Linked DNA regions of Homo sapiens: region 1 is linked to region 2. A link is a contact called in ENCODE Hi-C or POLR2A ChIA-PET data. All regions are on one chromosome and are shown on one strand. The core of a region is the stretch at or near the end of the contact, and the rest is flanking DNA. Distances in the headings are between cores, read along the strand shown.

Region 1 (2,700 bases), core at 153-2,652, 880 kb after region 2:
AGGGAAGGTCTCACTAAAGTGACTTTTGAGTAAAGACCTGAAGGAAGCATGTGAGTCTGGGGAAAGGATGTGCCAGGCAGAAACAGCAGCATGTGCAGAGGCCCAGGGGGCAGGAGCCAGGACTGGGAGTGAACTGGGAAGCAGGAGGAGGTGAGGCAGGCTTGCTGTGGGAGCACTCCGATATGGAAGCGTAGCTTACAGACCCACTGGCCCTCCCCACAGCACCATGCTGCCAACCTGGCCTTCTTGCCGAGCCTTGAACAGAACCATTATTTATGTGGCCAGGCCTCCGCCTGGGATCTCCCTGTCCCTGGTGGGAGCCATCCTCTTCCTCCTGCCCTCATAGCACCCGCTGCAGTTTCTCCTGGCGCTTGGCCCTGCCTGAGAGTGTGGTGTCTCTCCTATTGGATCCTAGAAGCTCCAGGGAGTCAGAGACCTTGTCTGTTGATCGATATCCAGGCCTAGGACAACAGGCACGTAGGAGGAGCTGGAGGAATACCATGCGCGGGACAGAGAGCGCAGAAGCCTTCTTCCCTGGAGATCGCTCTGTACTGTGACTTCTTTTTTTGTTTGTTTGAGACAGAGTCTCGCTCTGTTGCCCAGGCTGGAATGCAGTGGCGCGATCTCGGCTCACTGCAACCTCCACCTCCCTGGTTCAAGCAATTCCCCTGCCTCACAGGCGTGCGCCACCACACCTGGCTAATTTTTTTGTATTTTTAGTAGAGACGGGGTTTCACCATGTTGGCCAGACTGGTCTCGAACTCCTGACCTCAGGCAATCTGCCCGCCTCGGCCTCCCAAAGTGCTGGGATTACAGGCGTGAGTCACCTTGCCGGACCAACCGTAACTTCTTACGATTAGAGTTAGGAAGCTTCCGGTTTGTGTGTGAAGACGATGGAAGGGCGGGGCTCCAGGATGTATCCGCAGAGCCACGGAGGGAACCTGGACTCGGCTGGACTTGGAGCCGGGGCGGGGGCGGGAGGGGGCGAGGTTCGAGTGGGGCTGCTCGCGGGCGCGAGGGCCAGAGCCCGGGATCGCGCCGTGGAGCCCACGACCGGCGAGGCCAGCGCTGGGGGCAGGGCCTCTGGATCCCTGACCCAGGACGCCCTGCTCCGGCCCGCCCCGCGCACTAAACTCGGCCTCTAGTCGCCTGAAGCCCGCGCGGGTACCGGGTCCGCGCGGCCCGGCCTGTGCCTTTAGCCCCGCCCCGAATCCCCCCACCCTCATAACCCCGCCCCTAACCCCGCCTCCACACACAGACCCCGCCCCCAACCAGACTCCGCCCCGCGCAAGCTCCCTAAGCCCGCGACTGGCCTGCACCCGGCTCCGGAAGTCGTTCTTCCGCGCAGGAGCCCTGAGCCCGCACAGCCCCGCCCCTCCCGGCGCCCAAGCCCCGCCCCGCCGGGTTCCCGCTCGCCCGGCGCCATGGATCCGCTGTCGCCGCCGCTCTGCACGCTGCCGCCGGGCCCCGAGCCGCCCCGCTTCGTGTGCTACTGCGAAGGGGAGGAAAGCGGGGAGGGGGACCGCGGCGGCTTCAACCTCTAGTGAGTGGGGGTCCGCGGGGAGGTAGGGGTGCAGGGAGCTCCGCGGGCGGCCCCGCCTGACAGGCCTTCTCCCCCAGCGTGACCGACGCCGCGGAGCTTTGGAGCACCTGCTTCACGCCGGACAGCCTGGCGGCCCTCGTGGGTAACTGGGCGGGTCTGGGAGCCGCCACACCCCTCCTTGCAGTGCAGATCGTCTATGGGGCGACAGACATCTGGGATTCCCCAGAAGGCTCTGACACCCTCTGCCCGCCCTGTAGCTGTAGTCCTCCCATTGGCTAGGGCTCTGGGGTCGGGCAGGTTTCGGGTGCCCCCAGTGGGCCTCGGGTTCCAGGCAGCTCGTGACAAGCCCCTGTGCTCTCTAGAAAGCCCGTTTTGGCCTGAGTGCGGCTGAGGACATCACCCCCCGGTTCAGGTGAGACCCAAGCAGGGAGGAAGGACGGGTGGGGAGGAGGAGGGTCTGCCACAGCTCTCCGCACCTCTCCTCTCCCAGGGCAGCCTGTGAGCAGCAAGCTGTGGCTCTGACTCTGCAGGAGGACAGAGCATCCCTGACGCTTTCAGGGGGGCCCTCGGCACTGGCCTTTGACCTCTCCAAGGTACCAGGCCCAGAGGCAGCCCCCAGGCTGCGGGCGCTGACACTGGGCCTGGCAAAACGCGTGTGGAGCCTGGAGCGGCGACTGGCAGGTAGGATTGGGGGTGGGCACCTCATACCTTCACTGGGGTCCCCTGCTCTTGCCCCCACTCCTGGCACTGAGTGGGGTTCCCATGGGCTTTCCTCCCCAGCTGCAGAAGAGACAGCTGTCAGCCCGAGGAAGAGCCCCCGGCCTGCAGGGCCTCAGCTCTTCTTACCAGGTAAGGCATGTCCGCCTGTGACTCAAGTAGGGCTGTGCTCTTTAACCTGGAACTCAGTTTCCCCCCAAACAAGACTCACGCTCCAGAGAGAATGCCTATCTATTCGGAGAAGGTTGTGGTTGGGATGCTGCCAGGTTCAGGAGCTGCCCCTGTCCTGTTTTCCCCCAGACCCAGATCCCCAGAGAGGTGGCCCTGGACCTGGAGTCAGGAGGCGGTGTCCAGGAGAGTCGCTCATCAACCCCGGGTTCAAGAGGTACCCTCCCACAGCCCCCTTCCTGCGCCCAGGGTCCAATCCTGGACCCCACCCC
Region 2 (2,702 bases), core at 203-2,702:
GCAAACTCGGAAGCAGTTCAGGTCAGAGGAGTCCAGGGACCGCCCTTGCTGGGAGGAAATGGGTGCAGTGCGGCCCAGCGCAGTGAGCGGGGCCAAGGGTCTAGCAGCACTCGAGTTCTGCCCAAAGACGAGAGAGAGGGTGCCGGCCTACGTGCGCCCGCTGGGAAGAACTGGAAATCCATGTGCTCCCGTTCTGCGAATCCCTTCACCAGGGCGTCGGCCACCGGAGTGGGAAAAAACCTCTCCCGGCGTGAGAGCTGGGGGCAGGCCCAAGGTGCTAGGGGCTCCCGGGAGGACTGGCCATGGCCACCCAGCATCCCTGTGCCTGGCCTGGGCCTCGGTGGCCAGTCCTCCTCGGCTGCAGACCCCAGTGAGGACAGGGACCTCACCACCCACTGCCTGGCTTCTGAGGCAGCAGTGCCCCCATTAAACCTGAGATGAACTTCTCTGGGTCTTTCAGGAAGGAGCCCCGCCCCAGCATCTGGGCTCCCAGGACGAGGGCAGTCACTAAGTGGTGATGTCATGTCACTCATCGGCCTCTTCTGCCTGTGGCCATACAACAGGCCCAGGCCTGTCCCATCCCGAGGGAGGCAGATCCTGGCTGGAGCTGGCGGAGACTTACGGCCACACCCTGCCAAGGTGTGCCCACTGGGACCCGGGCCCAGCCTGTCACGGCGCCTCTCCCTGTGCCATCCGCCAGCCCAGGCTTGATTGAGCTCCATATGAATATTCATACAGCATTCTGCTGGGACCGTCGTTAATATTCTGAGGAAGCGGCAAGAATGCCCGTCCCCATGTCGTGAGCCATGGTCAACGTGCTGCTGACACGATGGTGGCTGTGGATTTTTCGGATGCAATTGTCAGGCCTCCAGGCTCAGGAGGGTGGAGGCAGCACCGCCATCTCCAGGCCCCACCAGCACCCATCCTCTGACCACGGACCTCCCAGGCACCCCACCTGCCCCCTGGCCTTTGCCTACCACCGTGTCCTTACCTGACCCAACCTCGACCAAATGCCCCTCTTCCTCACCGCTCCTGCCCCTGCTTCTCCTCCTCAGCCCTGACCCCTCTGCCCTCCCCGCCCTGCCTCCTGCCCCTGCTTCTCCTCCTCAGCCCTGACCCCTCTCCCCTCCCCGCCCTGCATTTACCCCACGCCCACAGCCCTCACAGGGCGGGGACACCGAGGTTCTCCCATAAATTAACCAAGCCCCTTTACGAAGCCCCTTCCCAAATAGAGCCGGCGCCCTCCTCCCCTGGGCCCGGGTCACCGCTGGGTCAGCGCCTACCGGCTCCCCAGGCCTGCCCCATGCCCTCAGCTAGAGGCAAACCCAAGCTCATGGGCGCAGCGAAGCTGGCAGGAGGGGCCCTGGGGGCTGTGGCTCACCCCTGCATGGCCCTCCTGCTGCCCTGAGAGCCCCTTGGCTCCGGCTGTCCCCATTAGTCGGGTAGGACTCTTGGGCCCCGCCCCACCTGCCCCTTCCAGTCTCCGCCCAGGTCAGGACGGCAGGTGGCCCCAGCAGGGCTGGCCTGAGATGGAGGAACGCGGCCCCGACCCGGGCTATGGGGAGACTCTGGATGTGGCGGTGGATCCGCTGACGGGGCTTTGGGATGTGATTATTTCCTGGGGGCTGACGGTAGCCCAGGAGCACCAAGACCCAGCTCTGCCTTCCGCCTCCCACGGGGCCTCTCCTCTGCAGGAGGCCATACAAGGACTGCACGGAAGGGGAGCGGCCCCGCAGGGAGGGGGCGCCTGGCAGCCCGCCCGCCGCAGCAGCCTGCAACCCCGCCCCCAGGCGCAGTGCGCGCCACAGCAGCCCTGCCAGAGCCCGTGTGACACAGCTGCCGGCATGCCCGGGCACGCTGCCCAGCTGGGCTGGGGGAGGGGCGCCGGGCCAGGAGCCGCTGAATCAGCTGCACCCGGACGGCCCCGCCTGGGCAAGGATGCTGGTGCGGCGGGGCGCTCTCTCTTTTGGGAACCGTCAGGAGGCGCGCCAGGCGGTGGGGTGGGGGGTGTTTCTGGACTGCGGCCTCTGCAGCCTGCTGCATGGGAAGTGCGGCTCACCGGGGCTGGGTGCAGGGCAGCCCCCGCCTCCGAGGGCATGAGCGGAGGCCTGCAGGGAGGGCCTGGGCAGAGAGGGGCCCTTTCCAAAGGAGACCCATAAGGAAGAAGAGAAACGCACTGGCCTCTGCAGATCGAAGCACGTTTGTCTCCCCCAGAAAACGCTGAATCAGCACTCACAGCACTGCCAGGGCCCGCGCCCTCCTCCGATCGCACGCTGGAGGGGACAGGCCCTTCCAAGATCACGGAGCATCAATATCACCATCGACGCAGCGGCACCGGGGGAGTCATGCTCTGGTCTGGAGTGGGGGCCGCGCCTGGCCCTGCCGTCCTTCCTGCTGGGGGCTGTGTTTGGAGCCGGGCACCTTCCCCCTCAGCCCCTGCTGTCCTGTCCTGCCCCCTGCGGAGGGGCGGGAGGTGGAGGACATTCCTGTGTGTGTGCGTTTGGGGTGGTTTTGCCTGTGGAGGCTGCACATGGGGGCTCTGACGGGGCAGCCTTCCGAGGCCACCCTGTGCTGGGGATGGGACAGCACGTGGCCCATCTTGACCGAGCATCTTAGATCTTGAAATCCCCAGCACCACCCCCTTCCAGCCACTGCCTGCCCTCTGCTGGCTCCTCAGCTTGGATTCCACTTTTCAGCAACAG

The links. A loop is a pair of places that touch in the nucleus more often than their neighbours do. ChIA-PET counts read pairs that join two places held with the same protein, here RNA polymerase II (POLR2A). Pooled maps may share reads with other maps.
Region 1: a loop to region 2 is called in a pooled map, with 4 times the contacts of the local background. The contact joins the promoter of PAXX here to the promoter of LINC02846 in region 2. A Hi-C loop is called at or near these places in 1 of 168 maps with a recorded cell type or tissue (posterior vena cava) and 4 of 50 pooled maps. POLR2A ChIA-PET finds 5 or more read pairs at or near these places in 1 of 52 experiments (K562).

What each region holds. Positions count from the first base shown.
Region 1 is chr9:136,991,020-136,993,719 of GRCh38, forward strand. It overlaps PAXX (PAXX non-homologous end joining factor), which reads left to right and starts at 1,403. Exons shown (of 7, transcript NM_183241.3): 1 at 1,403-1,543; 2 at 1,621-1,681; 3 at 1,906-1,955; 4 at 2,034-2,224; 5 at 2,324-2,392; 6 at 2,561-2,645. The coding sequence starts at 1,425. RefSeq lists silencers at 959-1,248, 1,259-1,638 and an enhancer at 1,596-2,138.
Region 2 is chr9:136,107,984-136,110,685 of GRCh38, forward strand. It overlaps LINC02846 (long intergenic non-protein coding RNA 2846), which reads right to left and starts at 1,453. Exons shown (of 2, transcript NR_189286.1): 1 at 1,382-1,453; 2 at 1-836. RefSeq lists enhancers at 103-715, 1,327-1,939, 1,568-1,617, 1,940-2,551, 2,128-2,237 and 2 more and a silencer at 1,648-1,837.